Linked DNA regions of Homo sapiens: region 2 is linked to region 1. Evidence: chromatin loops called from intact Hi-C (ENCODE). Cell type or tissue: PC-3. All regions are shown on one strand. Each heading gives the region's core, and the rest is flanking DNA. Links, peaks and the distances in the headings are about the cores only.

Evidence for each region. A loop is a pair of places that touch in the nucleus more often than their neighbours do. Peaks named below come from ENCODE experiments on the same cell type or tissue, not always from the same donor. Only the 100,000 strongest peaks of a DNase experiment are listed, where the experiment ranks them.
Region 2: it touches region 1 in a loop (2.7-fold over the local background); 2 of 110 quality-filtered maps call a loop at or near these places.

What each region holds. Positions count from the first base shown.
Region 1 is chr18:27,830,178-27,847,913 of GRCh38, reverse strand. No RefSeq gene overlaps it. Among named protein-coding and RNA genes, the nearest start is that of CDH2-AS1, 83 kb to the left of the region's middle. In PC-3, for the core only: no CTCF peak of the experiment used is centred there; DNase peaks (open chromatin) are centred at 8,563 and 9,483; H3K27ac peaks cover 1,648 bases.
Region 2 is chr18:27,994,164-28,002,757 of GRCh38, reverse strand. The region is part of intron 7 of CDH2 (cadherin 2); the gene reads left to right. Among named protein-coding and RNA genes, the nearest start is that of CDH2-AS1, 77 kb to the right of the region's middle. In PC-3, for the core only: no CTCF peak of the experiment used is centred there; a DNase peak (open chromatin) is centred at 5,817.

The DNA of each region.
Region 1 (17,736 bases), core at 7,124-9,623:
CAGTAGAGAGGGTCTGATACTATAAATTCCTTTATGCTTCTGCCACAGGAGAAGGGAGAGTTTATCTCATTGTTCTGGACCTTGCAAATGTAGTTTAGAGCAACGAAAATAAAATGACTCCAAGGCTGCTGGAGAATGGAGTAAAGACAAGAGCCCAAGATGCCAAACAACTTGAGTTGTCAGGAAGGCCTGTTACTGCTGGGTAAAGAAGGAAAAAACAGAAAGAAAAACCTTTGAAAGAAGAGCTAGATTAACATCTTTATGGCTCAGTCATAAACACTGACACACTGTTTGTCTAAGTCTGCGATATGTGTGTACAGCAGAGTTGGTGGAGCCAAACATTCGTTTATTCATTAAATATTTATTGTGGGCCAACTCTGTCTCATGAAGCTTATCTTTTCCTGAGAGGGTATAGGAAATAAATAATAATAAGATTAATTCAGATAGTAATCATAGATACAAAGGAAATAAAATAAACCGATGTGATAGAGATTTGAGGAGGTTTATTTTAGATAAAATAAGAGGCATCTTTAGCTGAGATCTACATAATAAGGAGCCAGGCATACAAGGTCCCAGGGAAGCAGTATTCCAGACAAAGGCAACAGTCTGTGGAAAGACTCTAAGCTGAGAGTTGACTTGATATCTTCAAGGAATAGGTAGAAGTATCACTGAAGTGGTGGGGATCAGGGTGAATGATGGGGGAAGTGATAAGAGATGGGATACCCTGATAATATACAAGCTAATAGGTTATAGTGAGGAGCTTGGATAATATTCTAAGTCTGGTGGAAAGTCATTGAAGTGTTTCAAGCAAGGGAATGACAGGGGATTTAAGTGACACGATTTGTTACAGAAAATATAATTCTGAAAGTCATATACAGAAGAACTGATTGTAAGGAGGCAAGCATAGAGGACAAGCAGAGAGACAATTAGGTGGCTGATGCAATATTTTAGGCAAGGGCTCATGGCATCTTGCATCTATGTTGTAGCAGTGGTGATGGACAGAAGTGGGCATATTTGGGTAGTGCCACTGATAGCTTGCTTATATCATATGCTGTGGTCTGAATGTGACCCCCAAGTTTGTGTGTTGAAAAGTTAATACCCAATGTAACAGTGTTGAGGCGGGGACCTTTTGGGAAGTGTTTAGGTCATGAGGGCTCTGCCCTCATGAATGAATTAATGCCACTTTGAAAAGGGCCTATAGGAGTGAGTTTGCTCTCTCTTGCCTTTCCTCCTTCCACTATGAGAGAACACAATAGGAAAGATCAGAGCAGATAGTGGGATCTTGATTTTGGACTTCCCAACCTCCAGAACTGTGAGAATAAATTCCTCTTCTTTATAAATTGCCCAGTCTGCCGTATTATAGCAGCAGAAATGAACTAAGACACTGTTTCTTTGTTTATGTTAGAAAAGGGTACAACTTACTCAAGTAAAAATACATTTTGGCTACTATTCTACAAAAAGAACCACTTTTTGGACTTCCTTGGATCCAAGTTAACTTTTTAATAGTCCAGATGGTCATCAGCCCTGGCTGCAACACAATCAAACCCACTCACTCACTACATGGCACCAGAGATGTTTACCCTAAATGTACCCTAGACCCTCAGTGAGGCAATCATGCTAGACTTAGAGTTGTATGGGTTAGGGGGTGTGTGGGAATCAAACTTCCCAAAATTCTGTTGGGATTGGGCATACCTGCTTGTACACATGTGTTTCAGCGAATTAATGTGTGTGTTCTCTTTTATGTGTGTGTACATGACGCTGTGTACCAATGTGAGATTATGGAGGAAGAAGCTTTGCTTTGCTGCTGTGTGATGTGGCCAGCAGACCACAAAGAAGTATGTACTTCCTCAGAAGCATGAGCTTATTCAGAGAAGGAATGGCTGCTCTAAGGAAATACTTATTGGGCTGAAATCTGAAGAATAAATAGGGTTTAGGTACATGTAAAGGGTTCAAATGTGGCCCCCAAGAAGATAAGTCTAAGTTCTAACTTTATGCAGGAAGAGTCTTTACAGATATACTTAAGTTAGGGATTTTGTGGAGATCACTCTAGATTAACAGGGTGAGCCTTTAGTCCAATGAGAATTGACCTTATAAGAATAGAAAATGTTGGCTGGGCATGGTGGCTCACGCCTGTAATCCCAGCACTTTGGGAGGCCGAGGTGGGTGGATCACGAGGTCAGGAGATCGAGACCATCCTGGCTAACATGGTGAAACCCTGTCTATACTAAAAATACAAAAAATTAGCCAGGTGTGGGGGCAGGCGCCTGTAGTCCCAGCTACTGGGGAGGCTGAGGCAGGAGAAAGGCATGAACCTGGGAGGCGGAGCTTGTAGTAAGCCGAGATTGTGCCACTGCACTCCAGCCTGGGCAACAGAGCAAGACTCCGTCTCAAAAAAAAAAAAAAAAAAAAAGAATAGGAAATGTCACAGAAAAGATGAACACAGGCACAAGAGGAGAGGAGCCATGTAGAGATGAATGCAGAGATGAGTTATGCAGCTACAAGTCAAGAAATGCCAAGCGGCCATCAGGAGCTGGAGGAGGCAAAGGACAGATTCTCCCCTGGAGCCATCAGAGAGGGCATGGCCCTGCAATCACCCTGAGTTCAGATTTCTGACCTCCAGAACCTGAGATTAAAAGTTTCTTTTATGAAACCACCATGTTTCTTGCAATTTGTTATGGTATCCCTAGGAAACTAATGGAGTGGGTGAGGGGGTTTGGGGAGATGATAAGTGATTTCTAGGCAGAGAGGGGAGAATATAAACATAGTTTCTATGGTGGGATTGAGCTTGCTGTTGTTAGAAACAGAAAGGTGTCTGCTGGAACAGGTGAAGATGAAACCATAGCGATCGACAGGAGTGGAGAACTCTTGCCCCTGAAAGTCTTGGTAAGGACTGTGGTCTTTAATCCAGGAACACCAGGTACCATTGAAGTATTTTAAATGGGGAATGGAAAAATTCTATTTGCCTTTTAGCACAGCGCTTTGCCTCTATTAGAGAGAATGAATTGGAGCTAGACAAGAATGGCTACAATAAGACTGGTTGAAAGGCTATTGACTGCTGTAGTCCAAAGTGGCATCAAAGGTAGAAATACTGGACAGATCCAAGAGATATTTGGAAGAAAAATCTATAGGGCTTGGCTACAGTAAGGATATGGAGGGTAAAGGTGATGGGATCAAAGGATCAAAAATGTTGTTTTGGTGGATGCTGGGAGTTGCTGTGACAGTTAAACCCCAAGACTTCTTGAAGAAGGTGGAGAGTTCAAATAAACATTTGTGGGTTGTGGTTTTTAAGATATCCAAGCAGGGACAAGAGGCAGGCTGTTGAATATGTGCAACTGGAGATCAGAGGAGAGATCTGACGTCTAGGCATAATTTATATATAAGTGGTCACAGAAGCCCATGTGGATGATATTACTCAGAAAATAATTTTAAAAAGAGGAAAGACCTATGACAAAGTTTTGAAGAATTGCAATATTTAATGGCTGGGTGAAGAAAGAATCTCCAGAGAGGCATGAGAAAACTAGAGTGTGGATCAAGGAAACTTAGAGAATAGAGAGTTCCAGGAAAAGGGGAATGTTCAAAATAGTGGAAATACTGAGAAGTCAGGTGAGATGAAAATAGGAAGTGAGCTCTTAATAACATCTCCACGTCTCTGGCAGCCCTAGTGAGAGGTGTTTGAGTAGAGTCATGGAGAGTGAGAGGAGATAGGATGCATCAGGACCTGTCTACATCTGTGGTTGTTAAGAGGGTTGATAGATTTTAGTTTAAAGAGTTTATTAGTCATAACATAAAGCCAATGAATGGTAACTTTAAGGAAATGATGTGAGTGATAAGAGAGATTTCAAGGCCCCTCAGAAACCCCCCCACTTTTCTTACTGTCACGCCCCCTGAACATAAAACAACAAGCTTTTCATCATTACAGTGACTAATACCAAAACTATGCTTGCAAGGATGCCATTCTTCATATTCACATTGGGAATCAATTGCCCAGAGGAGGGATAACCTCAATTACATTGTTAGATTCATTTCTGCTTTTAAATTTCCTGATTCCATGATTGAAGCATTGGTTAAGAAAATGTCTGAGAATGGATTTATTAGCAGGGATTAGAAGAGAAGAAAAAAAAAAGTGATGAGTCCCTTGAGCAGGAAGCAAAGACACTGAGAGCAGAAAGCTGTACAAAATGGGATTCTGTGGTTATCTCTGGATCCACCTGCCATGGGACCTATTCAAGTGAGGACACCTCGAATATTAGCATCTTAGAGTGTGGAGGCTCTGGATATGCCACTAGATTGGACTGTGCCAGGAAGGGGAGGGGCACTCACTTCATGCTGGAGATTGTATATATATGTATATATGTAGTATCATTAAATTCTCACCATGGTTTTAGGATACCAATATTAATACTCTCATTTTACAGAAGAGTAAATTGGGAGTTTTTAAAAATCACAGTGTCCACTCATTGTGAGTCTTGGCACTGCATTTCTTAAATTCCAGATTGTTACTCCCACAGTTTAGTTAGACCTACTGATGAAAACTTGCTAGAATTACTTTTCTTTGGGCACAATATGTACTCAGTTCTTCTAAGACAGGGAGAACAAAGTAGAAGTTTCCAGATTTGTCCAGGAGGGTCAATTAGGAACAGATTCCTATCACCCCCGGCAGAAGGGTCAGCAAATCCCAGAGTAGCTTGCGTGCTGAGCCAATTTCTTTCCATGAACCAGAAATAAAGAGTGGAATTGAATTTTGGGGGTTGTGTGGGTCTCCCACGGTTCTGCACCCCACCCTTCCATCCCTGGTTCATGTTTTATAGTGCAATTTCTGGCAAAATTGCCAGTGGCAGAAAAGTCCTAGTGGGAACCAGAGTTAAACAGTCCATGCCATAGTTCTTGGACTTTCAAAGTTCTACCTCCAAATGAATGGATGCCATTGTTCCCTTTTCTTGAGGAAGGGGAGAATCAGCTGCTTTTTTCCATGATCTTCCTGCCATTCTTGAGAGTTTTTGTTGTTGTTATTCCCATCTTGCTTGCATTTGGGCATGTGGATATAATATGGCTTTGTCAACAAAACATTTAGACAGAGAGTGGAGGCTGCTGAGTTTCTTTCTTGGCTCCTTCCCTGACATTGAAATAAGAGGATAGGAGATAATTTCTCTCACTTTTACTAATTAGAATATCAAGGTAAGGAGAGATTTAGAGATGGAATCAGATTGACAAAATTGTCTGTGACTTGCTCAGGGACTCAGTGAGATCATTTCCCCTTTTGGGGTCTCAATTTTTTTTTTGGATGCTGATTTTTTAAAAAAATGTAAGCACCTTTATTGCAGAGGTAAGATGGAAAATAAGTGTGAGCAATGGTGATGGGAATGCTAATTAATGTTACCATTAATGTTTTACTATTAAGCCAGTCTTCTTTTATGACTTGTCTTTAAAATAGATAAAAACTTCAGCTTCTAATAAAATGATACACTTTTGGAGGCGGTTTTGGGTGGGCATCTCAGCTCTGTATTTTTCACCCTTTCTCATTGGGTGGGATGAACTTTTCTGAGCATCTTCCTTTACCGGGCAATAATAGGAGTTACCCCCACAGGTTTATTGTGAAGGTGTTAAAAAAAACAGGTGCATTCCAACAATAACCATATATACTAGGGATCTGAATGTGATTATATAACTTCGTACACTACATCTGGATCCCTTAAATCTAACAAAGAATCTCTTTACATATTTTGCATCTTATGAAGCCTTCTGATTCTACCAGGTTTTTATACTGCTTTAGAAAAGGTTTCGGAGCTGAGACACAGGTTGTTAATCCAAGCATACCTTGGAGAGATTGTGGGTTCAGATCCAGATCACCATAATAAAGCTTATATGACAACAAAGCAAATCACACAAATCTTTTGGTTTCCCAGTGCATATAAAAGTTATGTTTACACTATATTGTAGTATATTAAATGTGTAATAACATTAGGTGTAAAAAATGTATGTACCTTAACGTAAAAATGCTTTATTGCTAAAAATTGCTAATGATCATCTGAACCTTCATAGAGTCATAATTGTTTTGCTGGTGGAGGGTCTTGCCTCAATATTGATGGCTGCTACTGATCTGGATGGTGGTTGATGAAAGTTAGGGTGACTGTGGCAATTTCTTAAAACAAGACAACAGTGAATTTTGACACATCAATTGACTCTTCCTGTCATAAAAGATTTTTCTGTAGCATGCGATGCTGTTTAATAGCATTTTACCCACAGTAGAACTTCTTTCAAAAGTGCAGTCAATCCTTTCAAACCCTGTTGCTGCTTTATTAACTAAGTATGTGGAATATTCTAAATACTTTGATGTCATTACTACAATGTTCATAGCATCTTCAAAAGGAGTAGATTCGATCCCAAGAAACCAATTTTCTCATCCATAAAAAGCAACTCCTCGTATGTTGAAGTTTTATTATGAGATTGCAGCAAGCCAGTCACATCTTCGGGCACCACTTATAATTCTAGTTCTCTTGTTCTTTCCACCACATCTACAGTTCCTTCCTCCACTGAGGTCTTGAGCCCCTCAAAGTCATCCATGGGGATTGAAGTCAACTTTTGCCAAACTACTATTAATGTTGATATTTTGACCTCCTTCCATGAATCATGAATGTTTTTAATGGCATCTAGAATGGCAAAGTCTTTCTAGAAGATTTTCAATTTATGCAGCCCACATCCATCAGAGGAATCAAGAACTATGGCAGCTATAACTTTACAAAATAAATTTCTTTTCTTTTTTTTGTGTGTGTGAGATAAGGTCTTGATCTGTTGCCCAGTCTGAAGTGCAATGTCAAGATCATGGCTCACTGCAGCATCCAAATCCCGGGCTCAGGCAATCCTCCCACTTCAGCTTCCTGGGTAGCTGAGACTACAGGTGCACACTACCATGCCCAACTAATTTTATATATATATACATATTTTTGTAGAGATGGGGTTTCACCATTTTGCCCAGGCTAGTCTTGAACTCCTGGGCTCAAGCAATCCATCAACCTCAGCCTCCCAAAGTACTAGAATTACAGGCATAAGCCATCGCACCTGGCCTTACATTTCTTAAATAATAATATTTAAAAGTCAAAATTACTCCTTAGGGATTCATGGGCTTCAGAATGGATGTGTCAGCAGGCACGGAAACAACATCAATCTCCTTGTGCAGCTCTATCAGAGATCTGGGATAACCAGGTACATTGTCAATGACCAGTAATATTTTGAAAGAATTTTTTTTCTCAGCAGTAGGTCTCAGCAGTGGGTTTAACACATTCAGTAAACCATGCTGTAAATAGATATGCTGTAAACAGGCTTTATGGTTCCATTTCTAAAGTGTAGGCAGACAGATTTAGTATAATTCTTAAGCACTCTAGGTTTTTGGAATGGTAAATAAGCATTGACTTCAACTAAGTCACCAGCTCTATTAGCCACTAACAAGAGAGCAGCCTGTCCTTTGAAGCTTTCAAGCCAGGAATTGACTTGTCTTCTACAGCTATGAAAGTCCTAGATGGCACGTTCTTCTTGGACAAGGCTGTTTTGTCTCTATTGAAAATCTGTTGTTTAGTATAGCCACGTTCATCAATTATCCTAGCTAGATCTTCTTGGATAACTTACTGCAACTTCTACCTCAACACTTGCTGTTTCACATTGAACTTTTGCTATGAAGAAGCTTCTTTCCTTAAACCTCAGGAACCAACTTCTGCTAGCTTCACACTTTTCCTCTGCAGCTTCCTTACCCCTGTCAGCCTTTATAGAATTGAAGATAATTAGGGCCTTACTCTGGATTAGGCTTTGACTTAAGGGAATGTTGAGGCTGGTTTGATCTTCTATCCAGACCACACAAACTTTCTCCATATTAGCAACAAGCTGTTTTGCTTTCATATAATCATGTATTCATTAGGGTAGCACTTTTACTTCCCTTCAAAAATTTTTTCTTTGCATTCACAACTTGCCTTTCTCTTTGTCACAAGAAGCCTAGCTTTCAGTCTGTCTTGGCTTCCAACATGCCTTCCTCACTAAACATAATCATTTCTAGTTTTCAATTTTTAATTTAAAGTGAGAGATGTATGACTTTACCTATCACTTGAACACTTACAGGCCATTGTAGGGTTATTACCTGGCCTAATTTCAATATTGTTGTGTCTCAGCAAACATCATGGCCCAAAGAGAGGGAGAGAGATGGGAGATTAGCTGGTGGTAGAATTGTCAGAATATACACAACCATTATCCATTAAGTTTGCCATCTTACGTGGGCGCAGTTCATGATATCCCAAAACAATTACAAGAGTAGCATCAAAGATCACTGATTTGTAGATCACCATAACAGATATAATAAATAATGGCAAAGCCACAGAAACATGAAGCAAGTACTTGCTATTGGGAAAATGCTTTGATAGACATGCTCAATGCAGTGTTGCTACAAACGCCAATTTCTAAAAAATACATCTGTGGGGCACAATAAAGTGAAGCACAATAAAATGGTATGCATGGTATGCATGTATATCCTCAGGAGCTAGCAGTAGCCCTTATTTCTCCTATTTATAGGCCTATGTGACTCAAAAAGCAAACGGGCAGCTGCATGCAGGATGTCTTAGTCACTCAGGCTGCTGTAACAAGGTGCTACAGACTGGGTGTCTTATCAAAACAAACAGAAATGTATTTCTCACAGTTCTGAAGGCTGGAAGCCTGAGATCAAGGTGCTAGCATGGTGGAGTTCTGGTGAGGGCTCTCTTTTGAGATTCAGACTCCTGATCTGTGTTGCATCCTGTTATGGTGGAAAGAGAGAGAAAGTGAGCTCTCTCTGTAAGACCACTGATATCATTCATGAGGGCCTCAAACTCATGACCTAATTAGCTCCAAAGGCCTCACCTCCAAATACCATCACTATATGGATTGGATTTCAACATATGAATTTTGGGAGGGACACAAACATTCAGTCTGTAACACAGGGCTGTTTCCTTGTATATGAAGCCAAAGGGGAAAGTCTTTCCATCTACAAGGTCATTTGAAAAGCATCCAGTGTGTGTTAGAGAGTTGGGCACACAATTACTATTTAACATCTTGCCTTGGCCATGGAATGAATTTGTCTTGCTCAGATAGTGAACCAAGATCTCTCTACCTTTTCAAGGACATGCTGTGACCAACAGAGTGATACTGCCCAGATAGGAATGATGCTTAACTATCATTTGCTGCTTTGAACAGTCCTGAAAAAACAGCAATGCTTGCACCATTCATATGTAGTTGCTGGCTTTTCACACCACTACCTTCCTGAGGGTGATTAGTTTTTCTTCTGCTCTAACCTTTGGAACTCCTTAATCAGCTTATTCCTAGGCTTGAGGCCATTAGCACTGATCTGAAACTAGAGGTCTCCAAGCATCTCAGTGGTAGATGCACAGCACATTGGTACAAACCATCAACCAGGCAGCTAGTCTCAGGCTTTCTAAACTTTGTGATTCAGCCAGGTGGTGAGATGAGGCATTACCAAAATTATTTTTCTTAGTCACACTTATCAGTCACACTGGTTGGTTGGGGGCCAACCAACAGGCAAGCCAACTACCTTTTCCAATTTGTACTTAATTACATCATCATATAGGCAAAGTAATGGGCTCTGGTTTCTGGCCCTCCTCTAAATTCAAACAAAATCACATAAGCATTAAGAGAATCATATCACCTTGGCTCACTCTGGCCTCTAAGCATGAATACAGAATGAGGGAAACCACCAGATGTTAAGCTGATCATATCTGCTGAAAAAGACACATCCAAGTGTTGTGTGCCAAGGGGTTTAGGGACCCTGCAGTCATATCAGTTTGGCTATAATCTCACTGGATCTTATAAAGAAAAAGAGTGCAGATCAAGCCAGCACCTGGATGGCAGATGCCGAATCTCCTGGAGAGATGCAGTAAGTGATGCATGGAACCCAAGTAACACTTCCCCCTTTGTGCCTATAATAAATCAGTACCTAGTAGGAGACAAGAGATTGCCTTTTAGTGGGCCCTGTCTCTTTACCTGAGCTTTTTTCTAGATGGCCCATAAAAATAACTTCTGCCTTTACCCATACTTTGAGATGAATTGGTTATTTCTCCCCCAAATAAAATTAACCTTTTTTTTCATCATTTATCAGTGAAAAAAATTACTTGATTAAATTCTTTACTTGGTCATGGCTACAAAGATGTGTCATGACTTTTTGTTTATTTCTCCAAAGAGATAGTAGAGCTTGAAGATGAATAAATGAATTCCCCCTAACATAGGTAATAAAATGCCTTTGATCATTGGATATAAAAATAGCTATAAAAATGCAAGTGTTTCTCTAATGGTCCATCTTGCTTTTTTATGAGTCTCTCTACTGCCATTGCATAGGTAGATTTCATGTTGGGCTATGCAAATCTCCATTCGCCTGCCTCTTCTGTTCATAAATGTATTACCCCAGTCATGTTTGAATTAGGAAAGCTTCTAGTGCTTCAATATTTATTTACTTTTCATCGTAAAAATAGTTAACCATAACCACCTATACCTTTATGTGTGATGCTCTATTACTTGAACAGGGTTTCAGCTTATCACTGCATATTTAATGTCATGTCTTCTTAGCTATGTCTCATATAACCAGCTTCTAATTTCAGCCTCTGCCTAGTTAAAACACTTTGTCAAACTTCCCTATCACATTTTTTTTCTCACACACATCATTTCATCCTCACTCCTGAAAAATCTGTTAGTGGCAATTCCAATATTGGCAATGTAAGAGTGAAAAAAAAACTTTAAAAAGGGAAAACTGAATTTAAATTTCATCATTGCAAAAATGAAACATTAATTGAACCCCCGTAAAGAAAGGGCACATTATATCTCAGACATATGTGGCTGGTGACCAAAGAATTACTACACAAAGGTTAAATAATGTATCATTCACTAAAATAAAAGGAATCATTTACATATTTATTTAAATAGATACTCCTCCAATACTTTTAAGCCTAGTTTATGTATTATTAATTAATCAAGAGAAAAATTCTGGCACAACGTAAAATGTGAAAAACTACTGTCAATTGAGGTTTAATAAAAATGAGTACATAATACTTAAAATGACAATGTTATTCACTTGAAATATATAATTTGATTTTTAAGTAACATTTTTGGGAACATAGTTACTACATAAGGCACTGTGTGTGATTGGGAAGTTAAATAGCTTTAGACAATGTAGAATATGAAAATAACATATTTCTACAGGAAGGACATCAGGAGTCTTGGAGGTGGTATTTCAATCTAGATTTATTAAGTACATCTCTTGGAAGATAAAATGAATTCTGGGCTGGAAATACTTGAGGGAGAAAAATAATAGATCTGTTTATAGAGTGAAGAGCTTGAATACTTCTAGCAGAGCTTGAGAAAGTAAGGGCTGAATATATATTTTTTGTTGAATGAATGAATGAAATCTCCCCAAAGATACTAAAATGATAATGATGTTTGTTTAACTTTGAGATGTTACTAGACAATATTTACGGAACACCTATAGTTTGCTTGGCACTGTACTGAGACCAATGAATACTAACCAAGTGAACAAGACAAACTTGAACCTCCAAGGAGCTGATGGTCTAGTCAGGAAGACATGCATAAAAAGATGTCATCATTAATGTGCTGATGGCTTCACACACTCAGCGTATGCAGAAGAGCTAGCCAAGTGAGATGTCAAAGTGGTCTCTCTGAGAATATCTCCTTTGAGTTGAGACCTGAATGATAAGAAGGTGAGGAAGATAAATCTGGGGGCTCAGTAAACCTCACATATGAAGTCACAAAGACAAGAGAGATGATGGCCTGTCAGAGGAGTTGGAAGATGTCTAAAAGCTGAGACTAAAAAGCAAAAAAGGAAATTGGGGAGAGGGGAGCTGAAGTGTAGACAAGGGCCAGGTGGTAGAAAAAATGAATACAGTTGAATTCAATACCAAAATGAATACAGTGCAGCTATTTTCCTAATTCATTCTGAAATGATTTCCACATTCTTGAAATTTACCAAAAGGAAAGTACTTACAGCAATATGTTTATGCAAATATTATTATTTGTGTCCAATTAATGACTGTGTTTTGATATTTTAATCTAATATTTTGGGAGCCATTGCTATGGGGTATATTTGCTCATTGATTTGTTGATTCACTTACCTATTATTACACACGTGCCAGATACAAAGATACACAAGGCACTCCCTGCCTTCAAGCAGGTGATGTAGTATTCAGGGAGTAGGAGATAGGGGATGGACTATCAACCTGTTAGACTTAAGAGGTGGGATGTTGAGAGAGGAACATAAGGGATTAGATCACTGATATCATCAAAACTTCCCACGGCAAATACAAACAAAATTGAAGATCCTTGCCCTGACCCTCTCTCACCAGCAGGAAGCTTCTGTTTTAACAAGTGTTTACTTTGGGAGCATCTCCTAGTTCTTTTGGGGAGTTAGAGGTTGTGAGAATGGAGAAGCGGCCCATGAAAGCAACTCCCTATCAATGAGTCACTTTACACAACTTGAGGAGCATCATTTATACTACATTCTACGTCAATGGGATTATGGTCCTCAGGTACTACTCTCAGAGAATGTGGGAGAAGTCCCTGAATTTGCAAACTAACCCACATTCCCCTCTTTCTTTAAGGACATTCTTCAATAGTTAGTCATTAGCTGTCATAACTGAGCCAAGTTAAATGGTAAAGATGTATATTTATAGGGTCCAAAATTATCAACTAGGGAGAATATTCTGGGATTCCTGTTTAGTGTTGTGAGTTTGGTCTCTTCCAACTCAAAGTTGGTCATTTTGAGGAAACAGAGCTCTTTTGTGTAGTTGGAGACACATACAAACATATACACACACACGTCCCCCTTGTATTTTCTTTTCTCACATGGAGCCTTGCCTATCTAACTCCACAGAATAACATGCTCTCCTGGTTAATTGAGACTTTCTTTAGTTGGTCCACTTTTCACTCCCTTGACATACAAAGCCTTCTTCCCACAGATTGCTATTTTCCCAGTCTTTCTTTCACAGATAATATTTACCACCACATTTTTAAACCATAAATTACATATAATGTTAATAAATGGCCCCTGTTTATAGCCAAAGAAGTAAACTATTCAATGGAAAGAAGAACATTTATAATATTTCTTGAGATTTTTCAGATTGTGTGTATGTTTTCTGAAAACATATCCCCCAGTCTTGGCAATATAGTGAGAATCCATCACTACAAAAATTAAAATAATTAGCCATGTGTTGGTGTCTGTCTATTGTCCCAGCTACTTTGGGAGGTGGGAAGATTGCTTGAGTGCAGGAGTTTAAGGCTACAGTGAGCTATGGTTAAGCCACTGCACTCCAGCATGGGGTGACAGAGTGAGACCACGTCTCAAAAAACAACAAAAAAAAATCCATATAACCAGGGAATGTTGGAAGTAAGTTTAGACCTCTGAGAAAGACACACGGGAGTGAGTTGCTTGAGTGGATAGTGGTCAGTGGCACTATTGGAACAGTCCAGGTGGGAAGCACTGGAAACTGGAATCAAGGCAAAGGCAGTGGGAAAGGAGAAAGGATATAAAATAGAAAGATATATTGCACAGAATAAAATGGAAAATAACCAGCAGCTACAGAGAGGATCAAGATGTGTTGAACCCAGGCGAAAGGAAAGATGAAGTGACATTATCATAAACAAGGTAGGAAGAAAGACGAATTTAAGGACAGGATAGAGGATGGCAAGTTTAGATTCTCTAGATGAACTTTGAGGTTCTCATAGGAAATCATGCTTTGAGGGCTGAGCAGAGGCTGAAGCCCACCTAAGCTATTTTCTTCCCTTTCTTCTCTCTTTTCCTTTCACACCTCCCTCCTTGACAATAGTCCTTTCTGGAGAGCCCTCAAAAAGGGGGAGAGGCCTGACTGCTCTGGCTCATATTCCAGTTTGAGCTCAAACCCAAGTGCATACCTGGGCATCATTCATAACGAACCCAGCTACCCATATGCATGCCTGGGGGTCATTCACAACACACTCAGCTACTCATGTGGATGCCTGGGGGTTGTTTACAACAGATGCTACAGTTTAGTTTTGCCTGTTGGTCTGGAAGACAAATATTTGGGACTGGAGCTCAAGAGAGAAGTCAGGTCTCTAGATAGCTACTTGGATGCTCTCTGCTTAGAGATGATAATTGAAAGAGTGAGAGTAAATACATTTTTCTAGAAGACAGAGGGTGGAGAAGAGGGCTAAATAGAAAATTCCATGACACCTATGGTTAGGGCCTAGAGGCAGGAAGATAGACCAGAGATAAAGTCACAGAAGAAGCGATTCTAGAGAAGAAAACAAACAAACAAACAAAAACAACAACCACCCTGAAAATGAGCAGTGCAAGGAAGGAGTGATTTAGGGAAATAGGTGCTGATCAACGGTGTGAGGCTATGGAAAAGAAACACAATTGAGAAGGTGGGTGGATTTGGTAGCTAGAGAATGACTGATGTCTATTGCAAGTGGGGTTTCAGCAGTGGTTGAATGTAGATTACACAAAATAAAGCGGGGGTAGGTGGTGAGGTATCGAAGGCTGAACGAAGAAGAATTAGAGGCAGAAATGATGGCTTGGGGGGATTAATAATACATGTATGCAAAGTCTTAAGTGCTTATATACTTTACAGAATGCTTTCTGGCTAAGTGGAAACATCCAACAGAAAGGAAAAATTTGAATCCATAGAGTAGAGGAGAAATTGTTGTGAGATACCTGTTTGTGTTTGCGTATATTTATTCTCCAATAAGCCACACAATGTTTTTGAGCAAGCTACACAAAAGTGGCTCTCCCCTGGATGGATGGAGATCCTCAATAGAGTGAATGAATGGCTTGGTGAACAGAAAAATGGGTGCTTCCTTCAGCTCCCACATGCAACTTGGAATCTATACCATGATACATGACAAAACTGTACAAATACGACCTACTGTATTCACACTTAGAAAAAAACTATCCATGTACATTTAACTTGGTTTCTTCTTTATGCTCAGTGACATTCATTACTTTCCCCAGGACACATGCTTGTTCTTATTTATAACCAGAAAATCAGTTAGTCAATGTCCAATGTTGAGCTCTTTTCAAATACTCCCTCCCCAGGGTCCACAGAAGCATCCGTGTAGAAAAGTCCCCAGCTGAAGTGTGTGGTGGCCAATAATCACATTATTAAGGACACTTTTTCTTTGTAGATGTTCCCAATCAGCTCTAATTCTGCCACTGCTCACCAGGCCACAGGGACAATTTTGTGGTGTTATGTTTTGAAAGCAACATTTTTTTTATTTGAGTAGGTAGCTTATAATTAGAAACACACAGTTTAATCACAGTATGCTAGAAACAAAAATAATTGACTTTTTTTATTTCCCACTTGGCAATAAAAGAAAAAAATTAAGAATAAAGATAGTTATGGGTATTATTTAATTTTCTTGGGAGGACACAAGCCATCAAATGCTGAAAATTTTTTTTTTAACATTTGTGCTTTCTTACTTTGTGTGAAAATGTTGCATGTATATTTTTGGTAATTTCTTCAGGGATTTTAAAGAAGACATTTTCTATTTTAATATATCTCAGTGACAGTGATTTGGTTAAGAATCCACTGGGGAATTTAGCAAAGACTCTGTCAATGAACAAAGAAGGCAGGAATGAGCTCTAGAGCTCTTCAGCTCTAGATAAGCCACTCTCCCAGTCCCTTTGTCTCTTTGTCACCTTCGCAAGAAGGGGCTCCAAAACCGTGAGCTACCCTGCTTGGATTAATACTTCCCCTTCACAGAGATGCACAGCTTTACACTAGTGTTGGCCTTGAGACTGTAATTAACTCATTATGTCTCATATCCCTGTTCATATCAGTTACCACAAGAAGCTGAGAACACCAAGTCAGCCCTCATTCCCCTAATTCTAATCCTCTTTGCTCCAACCCCCGCAGGACCTATCCCCTTCACCATAAAGTAATATATTATGCATTTTACTTATTGGTTTGTCTTTTTCTCCAATTAGAGTGTAAACTAGTTTTGTCTGTTTTGCTCATTTCCATATCCCAAAGCCTGGGACAATGACAGGCACGTGGTGATTATTATTATGGGGGCATGTGGCACTCCATAATTATTTGTTGAGTAAATGAAAAGAAAAAGAAAAAGAGCACTTGAACTTGACAGTAGCTTAGATGTGGTCTATGAGAGACCACAGAGATGCAGCATGAACTCTAGGGTTGTGAGCTTGAGATGTTTTTAGGGTCATATGCAGTGGTCAGTAAGAGGAGAGCAGCAGTACAAAATAATGGGCATAAAGAGTAGGAGTTATTTTACTGCAAAAATTAATTTTATATCATGAATGGCCATCTTGTTAGTGAGAGATTTGCTGTAGAAAAACTATTGCTTAAAAAAAAACCACCAATAAAATCTTCAAAACTCTTGAATTGCAGCTGCTATATGTGTAGGTCTTTCCACCATGGAAGAATTTCTCGGTGCTGCATGAGGTCAACATTTGCCTTCACAGAATCTAAAGTAGCATGAAAGAAATGCAAAACTAATACAAGCTCCCAGCATATAGTTGGTGCTCAATAGATCCTTGTGGGGTAAGTGACGCCTGGACACAATTAAGAATTAGGTAAAATCTGTCTTCCACTAGAACCGTCAGAGCAGCTTCCGGGAACTTGAGTCTGCTCTCCTGGTCTCCCATCAGACTATTCTGTGTCCTACCCATTCTGAAAGAGTCTTTTGCACATAACCTAACTTCTCTCTCTCCTCTCCTCCCTCCTAAAGGTCATAATTACATGACTTTTAGACATATTCATGCAAAATCATGCTTTCTCTTTAAGAGTCGGTGATACTGGCTTAATTAGATAAAAGAGTTCCAGAAAATTTCTTGCTTGATAGACCATAGTGCCCAAGAACAACAATGCCTAAAACAAGTTAAAATAATCAGGTTTTAAAGACTCCCATACCTTTCCCAAGAAATGATATTGGTGTTAGACATGTCAAGTAGTATGGCAAGACTTTGATGTAGATATTTGAGAATGATTAGATTTTTTTTGGATTAAGAATTTAAAACTCAATTGAAGGGGTTAAAGGCATGTATTTACATTTCACTGGAAATGATAGGACAATATAGCCTTTTTATAGGAGGAGGGTATATTGTCCTATCATTTCCAATAAGAGACATGCAGAGGACAGCAAGGCATCCTTGTATGCACTTCAATCCGGTATTATTTTCATATATTCTTTCTTAATATGAGAAATTTCAGCTTTTAATGTCAGATCTCCCCATTTTCCTACATATCAGGAATAAATTGAGCATGTGTCAGACTCCCTAAGATAAATGTTTTGTAATTTTTTTCTGTTGCTGAAAGAATCAGTGCATAGACGACACCCTTAGATAGATTGTCAACTTGGAATGTCAGTTTAGATCTAATTTTCCATAGATTCTGTTATTTGGAGATGGTAGAGCGAATATCATCATTTAGAAAAATTACATAGGTCTACAATCTGCCCCTGGAACATAAAGGAACTGAGGCACAAAAATTATATAATAGAACACTTTGCTTGCACACCCTTGACTCTGTGTAGTAGAGGAAAGAAGTGAAAGTATATTTTATTTCATGTTATCTCAGAGACAATCAGTAAATTTTTCTATCAAAGTTTGTTTTTATTAATAGATCACTTAAAATGTTTCAGAATGCCTAACTTATTCTAAATACAAAGAGTATCACATATGTCAAAATTTCCTAGGTGATAATTATG
Region 2 (8,594 bases), core at 4,429-6,928, 160 kb before region 1:
AATATTCTCTGGTATCTAATTTTTAAAATTTTTAACATTTCCTCATTTTCCTTTATAGTCAAAGGTTTTTGTGAGGAATTAAAAATCACAGCCAAATAATTTGCACACAAACTTAGGATAATTGTTAATGCTTGTGTTATTAAAAGGCTGCAAATAACATGTATGTGATTTGGTTTTTTGTAGCCCTTGTGAATAGTCTGACATAGTATATAGTAGATTATCTTCTTTATTAGAACTAGCCCCTTAACTCTATGATTAATTTACTTAAAAGATTTAAGCAGTAGTAACTGCATTAATTCTACCCACAAGTATTTAAAGTTAGAAATACAAAGAAACACATTTCTGAAATAACATTTAGTTGAAAATGTATGCAATGTTGAAGGCATTGAAATACTATGCAGTATCACAGTCTGAGATGGAATGGGTACTTCTTTTAATTCCCAGTGGGCCATCTCAGTGTTACAGGCCTCGACCCACTGTGCTCCTACATACCCCTGTGTTTTTGTACATGTGATCCCCTTGGCCAGGCATGCCTTGCACCTTTATCTTGATCTTGGATCTTCTAGTTCTTCCGGTTCTGATTCAAGCACTGCTCATATTCTTTCCTGAAAACCCCACTCCTGGTGAAACTTTTTCATCCTTTCTCGATTCTGTCCTGACTATTTTCTTACAGACTCTCAAGGTCATTATTTTGACCACATGTAATCATTGTTTGAGTGAAATATCAAAGCGCCAACTCATAGGGAGATCTGTGCTTTGTAGATTTCTGGCTGAGCCAGCTTTTACTGTAATGAGACTTAGATTATGTATGTCAAAAGGAGACATTATACCCACTGCAATAAAATATCATTGACAAGGATTTTAGAAGTTCGTGTTTTTTGACACTTTATTTGCTATAGAAGCATTCATTTGAATTGAATAGAAGAAAACATTACTATTGCAATTGTTCACACAAAATAGTGCTAGAGGCACTACAATAAAGTAATATGAGCCAATAAAGATTAGTTTATTCTGAGCTGAGAGCCTTACTTAGGAGTTAGTGTATGCCTATGACATTGTACCTATTGACTTGTAGGCATCAACAGTTCTTTTTCTAGAAATGATTTGCATCAGAGATTGTTGGACTCAGTTTAGTTTCTTAAGTAGTACTTTTAGTTCAGTAACATGTGTATATTTTCACCTCTTCATTGCTATATGAAATACTATTTTTATATGCCGATAAACTCAGCATGAATGCCATAATTTATTAGAGAATATGGGGTAATTTTCAGTATTCTTTCTTCAGTGCCAGGTTGCTCATATACCAAGTAGATTTAGTTCATTTCATAATCCTAATATTTCTCTTTCATTCACATTGTCATTGTGAGATACAGAAATGAGACTTCATCCTGTTTTCATATGGTAATATTCCTATCTCATTTAGACTGGATGTTTTATGGAAAGAAAGAGGCATGGAAAATTAAAGATACTTTTTACTAAAACAGACCAACCATGTTTAAAAATCAGACTGTATTTCGTTTAGAGGATGAAAGCCTGACGTGAGGCCATAATTGTCATTAAGTTTATCTTCCAGTGGATAGAGAAGCTGTTCACTACCCCTTGATTAAACTAATGTGGAAATGGATTTGAAACTATAGAATTATGGGTTAGATACAGTATGAGAAATAGCTTCTTGACAGTGAAATTATTAAACACAACAATGAGTTACTAGGGAAAATTATGGAAAACCTTCCTTTTCTGAAAGTCATTTAACATAGAAAAAATGCATCTATCTCGGATGGTTTATGATAATTCTTCCTGAGGCCAGGGATAAATTACTTTGACTTTTTCAGGCCTCGTGCAGACTTGAAATTCTTTTATTTCTATTAGAATTCACAGTTTCCTTTCTGTCAAAAGTAATGTGTGTTCTCGTGCTCTCAGGATGTATGACACCTTTAAGTGATTGAACTCCTAATCATTGAAATGCTTAGTGAGATTCAGCTTTTTATTTTTGTTTAATCTTCAGGTTTTAAAAATTTAGTTTTAATTCTTCAGCTTCTCCAGACCTAAAGGTGTATTTGCCACATTACCCAGTCTTCAGCATTTGTTCCCATCTGTCCTCTTGTGACATTACTTGCTGGTAGTATTCCTGGCCTTTCCATTTCATGTCCATTTTCTGCCCTTTTTGTGCAGGACTGTCAAAGACTCACCCCTGCTCCCCCCAGGTTTGAACTCTGGCTCTGCTTAGTATGGGCTGTTTGACTTTCAGTGTATTAACCTGAAACCTCAGCTCCTGCATCCATAAATGGGGATAATAGTATTACCTACCTCATGGGACAGTTTTAAGAATTATGTAACATGACACATAAAGCATTCAGGCCAGGCACGGTGGCTCATACCTGTAATCACAGCATTTTGGGAGGTTGAGGTGGGTGGATGGCTTGAGCCCAGAAGTTCAAGACCTGCCTGGACAACATGGCGAAACCCCATCTCTACAAAAAATACAAAAATTAGCTGGCATGGTGGTGTGCACCTGTAGTCCCAGCCACTTGGGAGGCTGAGCGGGAGAATCACCTGAGCCTGGGAGGTCAAGGCTGCAGTGAGCCGTGATTGCACCACTGCACTGCAGCCTGAGTGGCAGAGTGAGACCCTCTGTATTAGTCTGTTCTCACACTGCTATAAAGAAATACCTGAGACTGGATAATTTATAAAGAAAAGAGGTTTAATTGGCTCACAGTTCCGCATGGCTGGGGAGGCCTCAGGAAGCCTACAATCATGGCAGAAGGCACCTCTTCACAGGGCGGAAGGAGAGAAATGAAGAGTGCAAGCAGGGGAAATGCCAGACGCTTATAAAACCATCAGATCTTGTGAGACTCATGCATTATCATGAGAACAGTATGGGGGAAACTGCCCCCATGATTCAGTTACCTCCACCCGGTTCCGCCCTTGACACATGGGTATTATGAGGATTACAATTCAAGGTGAGATTTGGGTGGGGACACAGAGCCAAACCATATCACCCTGTCTCAAAAAAAATGTATATATATATACACAAACACACACACATATATACATATATATACACACACACACATATATATATGTATATATGTATATATATATAAATTTAAAAGCGTTTTAAAAGGCATTCAGCACAGTGCCTAATAAATCTGAGCTATTGTTTTCCCCACTGCCATCATGAATAGCAACAGCAGCATCTCCTGGTTGAGCACTATCTATCACCTTTACTCCTCTTCATAAGATGAAAGAAATACTTCCTGTTTTCCAAACCTAATAATCTTTCTGTTTGTGCCTTCAACTCCTAGTTCCATCCTGAAGGGGTGTTCTCCTGTTTTCTGTTGTCTTCAATCTTCCTTCCTCTACAGGTTGCTTCATAATCTACAAACCTGCTGGGTCTCCACTGTGGTAGCATAGCTCTCCATGCCCTATAGGATGAAGTTAGAGCTTTTTAATAGTGCATTCCAGACCCTCTGTGACCTTGGCCCCAAAACCCTCCTTAACCTAACCCCCCAGAATTACTTGCCTTTCACATACAAATGATGCCCAACCACTCATTGAACCACACACAGTCCTTGTGCAAATAGGAAGTTTTCTATTCTTCTGTTCCCGTTTCCTCTGCCTAAATATTGTTCTCCTACATAACAGGCTAATCCTTACCCTCTGAGAGCCAGTTCTCAATCCCTTCTCTGATCACCCACAGTAGTCTCTGCATACCTCTATATAGACTGTGTTACACAGAAAGTATATCTGGATTCCCATTCTCAACATCCAGTGGGGCAGATATTCCTTGTCTCATTACCCTGAACATGAATTGTAAAGAAATGTTTAAGTTACTATACTTTACCTGAGTTCCACACCAGTCTTCTCCAAGGGGCACCCAGCACTCAAGGCAGGCAGATCAGTTGAGCCTAGGAGTTTGAGACCAGCCTGGGCCACATGGCGAAACCCTGTCTCTACTAAAAATACAAAAAATTAGCCAGGCGTGGTGGTGCATGCCTGTAATCCCAGCTATTCAGGAGGCTAAGGTAAGAGGATCACCTGTCACCTGAGTCTGGGTGGTCAAGGCTGCAGTGAGCCATAATCGTGCCACTGCAGTCCAGCCTGTGTGACAGAATGAGACCCTGTCTCAAGAACAAACAAGCAAAAAATACTTCCACTCCTTCCTTGTCCACTTGAAGTCCGGCTTTCCACCTGCTTCCCCCGCTTGACCTGTGCACATGCTGCATGTGTGCAGTACTCTTACCATCTTAGAGGGCACTCACGTAGTGGATTGGTTAACGGTACAGATTCTTGACCATACCTGAGTTCAAGTCTATTATCTGCCTCTTATGGCTGGGTGTCCATGGCAAGCTCCTTTACCTTCCTAAGCCCATTTCCTCATCTGTAAAATGGGGTTTCAAAACCCCACCTGCCTCATAGGATTATTGTGAGGACTAACTGAAATAATGCATAGTGCATAGCACTGTGCTGGGCACATAGTGCTCAAACTCAATAAAAGTTGTTTTTTGTTTTTAAATCAAGGCCCTTGGAACAGTGCCAGCATGTAATATGTATACAAAAGAAAGACCACATTTATAAGGTAGATGGTACTTTTAGTCCCATTTCACAGATGAGGGAAGTGGGGCTTAGCAGTTAAGAATTTGAACAGAGTTGGCCAGGAGTGGTGGCTCACACCTGTAATCCCAGCACTTTGGGAGGCCAAGGTGGGCGGATCACGAGGTCAGGAGATGGAGACCATCCTGGCTAACACGGTGAAACCCCATCCCTACTAAAAATACAAAAAATTAGCCAGGCGTGGTTGCGGGCGCCTGTAGTCCCAGCTACTCGGGAGGCTGAGGCAGGAGAATGGCGTGAACCCGGGAGGCAGAGCTTGCAGTGAGCCGAGATTGTGCCACTGCACTCCAGCCTGGGCGACAGAGTGAGACTCAGTCTCAAAAAAAAAAAGAATTTGAACAGAGTCACAAATCTATACTTCCCTCCTAAGTTTCGGTGACATTGTTATTCAACTCTCTGTCCCCAACCCAATTTATCTAGAGGCAAATCTGTCATCTCCTGAAACCCGTGATTTATGATGAATTTCCTATTTCACGTGACCAGGACCTTCTCCTCAGTCTCCCAAGGTCATCGTTTAATTGCCTTTCCCATGCCCTGCTGTCCCTCTACCTGCAATCTGTTTAGTCATCAAGTTCTTCTCTTTTTACTCAAAGTAATGACATTAAAAGTAATGGCAAAAACTGCAGTTACTTTTGCACCAACCTGATAGTTGGTATGCACTATTGAAGGTTCTTCATATTACTTCTTCCTACCATTTCTAGACTTGCACTCATGCATTTGGTGGCTCTATATGGTCCTGTGATCCTTTACTCTCTGCCTCCATCACTTAGTGAAAGCAAGGCTGTATCTCGTTTTGGTCACTGTTTTACCCAAGTAAATACTCCATTGCCTGGCATTTTGAAGACATTTCATTAAATGTCTGCTGTATGAATGACTGAATGTTCTCACCTCCTCATTCACTGATGTCACTCAGTGTTTCAAAATTGTGCTGCACGTGCATAAGATTTTAATTGGTAAATGCTGAGAAGCCTCTAGGACAGCAAGCGGACACAGCCTTTCACGTGCTACTTCATCAAGTAGAGACTGCCAGAATCCAAGAATTTCATCATGTTTATTTTTTACTGTCATATTTATGATAACTGATGCTAGCTTTCCATTTATGGGACTTTTACAATAAATTAAGCTTTAAAAAGGGAAATTAATGTCAATATAAATAGGAAGTGACTCATAGTATGAGGAAATGTTAGAATTGGGACTACTGTGCATGAATCACTGTGGTTTTGGGAAAAGGTGAGCTAGTTTATGCTCCCAGTATGGGTTTTAAGAAGTAAATTATAGCTATCCATGTGAATAGAAGATGGCTTTTTCTTTACCTGAGATAAGATCATGCAAAACCCAAGGTTTCTTATGCATTCACCCATCCATCCACCAAGTCAGAAGCATTTGTGGAATTCTTACTCTGAGTCAGGCACTGTGCCATATATGCCAGTGGCACAAGCATCAACAAAGCAAGGGCCCTTGGGACACGTGTGTGTGTGTCTGTGTCTCTGTATGCACACACATGCACAGTGAGGCAGATACAGACATACGACTGATAACAGCCATATAAACTATAAACAGTGATGGGGTGTGTTGTAAGGGCTCTGTCCTGAGGACACAAACAGCTCTTCCTCAAGAACTTTCAGAAGTCGTCTCCAAAGTGACTTGTAAGCTGCATGTTAGCCAGGCTTGGAATGAAGGGAATGGTATTCTAGGCAAGGGTTTCTCAGCCAGGACACTATGACATTTTTACTTGGTTATGAGGCCTGTCTTGTGCATCATAGGCTGTTTAGCAGCATCCTTGGCCTCTACCCATTAGATGTCGGTACTGAGTTTGGTTGTCACAACTAAGGAGTGCTTAGTTGTAACAACCCAAAATGTTCACTCTGTGTAACATCCACTTGTCTAGGCAGAGGAGAATGCCAAATGGAATGACACAGGATCATGACAGGGCATTTGAAGATAAATGCAAAACAGCTCCAGGTGTGGGGTAAGCGAATGGGAGGAATCACTTTTGTAAAATAGGCGAGTTTCGGAGAGGGAAGGATTGACAGCAAGCAGATGATTTTGGATTTTATTCCATATAGAGCAGGAAGGGAGGAGAAGTTTTCAAGCAGAATCCCCTTGATCAGCTGAGGTACTATGAGAGTGGGAAGTCGAACACTTAACGGAATCTAAATGTCAGTCATTCACAGCCAGATGCCCAATGACCAAATTAGGCAAGAAGCTCTAAGCAGTTCAGTTGTCTAAAACACAGGCTATCAAGCCTTCCTTACTAAATATAAGAATGTTTTAGCAATCTGGCATTTGAAAATGGAGATGACATTATTTACTATTTACCAAGTGGAATTTTTTTTTTATTTGAAGAGATATTGTACTTTGGAAATAACAAGTGTCCTTTTGTAATTTAAAATTTCCAGACTAGCTTGCAGCAATAAGAAATTTCAAGTATTAGCTACTAATTCCAATATTGCAGATCAATGGAAAATTATTGGATGTATTATGCTTACATAATTCTAAAGATTTTTGTAGACTAGACATTAGGAAATAACTATACTTTCATGTAATACCTATGTGAGTTAACTTCTTAAGAAATAAGCTTCCTTTTTTTCTCTCTTTTTGAGAATGTTCATCTGTTTCTGCAAATAGCAGCTAACAAAACTGACATTTCAAAAGTCATAAAAGTTTTTATTTTCATGGTTTTCAGCTGGGAGGCTGAACTGAATGTCCTGCGAAATTCTCTCACTAACCATGAAAGCATTAAGCTGAAGTGACACTTCTAATTGGGGAAGGAAAGCAACTGAAGAAGTATTATAGCCTATGTTAACATTTTTTTTTTTTTTTTTTTTTTGAGATGGAGTCTCATTCTGTCGCCCAGGCTGGAGCACAGTGGCACGATCTCGGCTCACTGCAACCTCCGCCTCCTGGGTTCACGTGATTTTCCTGCCTCAGCCTCCCGAGTAGCTGGGATTTCAGGCGCCCACCACCACGCCTGGCTAATTTTTTGTGTATTTTTAATAGAGACGGGGTTTCACTATGTTGGCCAGACTAGTCTTGAACTCCTGACCTCATGATCCGCCTGCCTCGACCTCCCAAAGTGCTGAGATTACAGGCGTGAGCCACCGCACCTAGCCCTTAGCCTATGTTAACATTATAGTGAGGTACTGTGGGTTAAGAAAAAATTAAATGACTCAACCAACATTATTTCTTACTGCGTGTGTGTTTTTTAATTCAAAATAGTGTAACATTTTCTCTTTTTGGAAGACAAAAAATAACTGAAATAAATAACTGCTAGAGATTGGCATTTGGGTGGACAGACAGAGACTTAGAATCTAGTGTGGGCGGTTTGGCTTTCCTTCCTACTCCTTTCTTTTCTTTGCCCCTCCCCCTGACAACTAAATCAAAAGCTACAATTTGTGTGTGTTCTATCTAAGCTCCAGAAATCCCTTAAGAATGGCCATTCATAATGTTAGCTATATTTAGAAACAGGGAAAACTGCACTTTGCAGTGACAGTTTATTTTTGTATGTAGCGGATTTTGTTGTTCAGAATGTTTTAACATTTATGAAAATGATCACTGTTTTTGATCTATCTGCAAATTTCCACAGAGATTCCAAATGATTTTAGATATTGTTTAAAGTTAGGTTTTCCTAATATAAAACTTACTCAGCAAATGCCTGACTTCTCAATCTCAGCATTTTCTCTTAGATATATTATAGCTTAATTTGGCTCTTTTAAAACAGTCAACCTGGAATTTGAAAGTAGTGGATGCCTGTCTAATAATAATCATCTACATGTAAATGTATCAATATTTATATCCATTGTAGGTCTGTGCTTAAAGCAGTGGACACAATGAGTGTTATACCCAAATCCTAATCCATTGAATATGCAGTTATCAAATATATGCCCTGTTAGAAGACTATGGAAATAAACGGAAACCCTTCAAGTTTTGACTTTGTTTAAGAATACTGTATATCTCTTCTATATGGTTTTGAATCATAT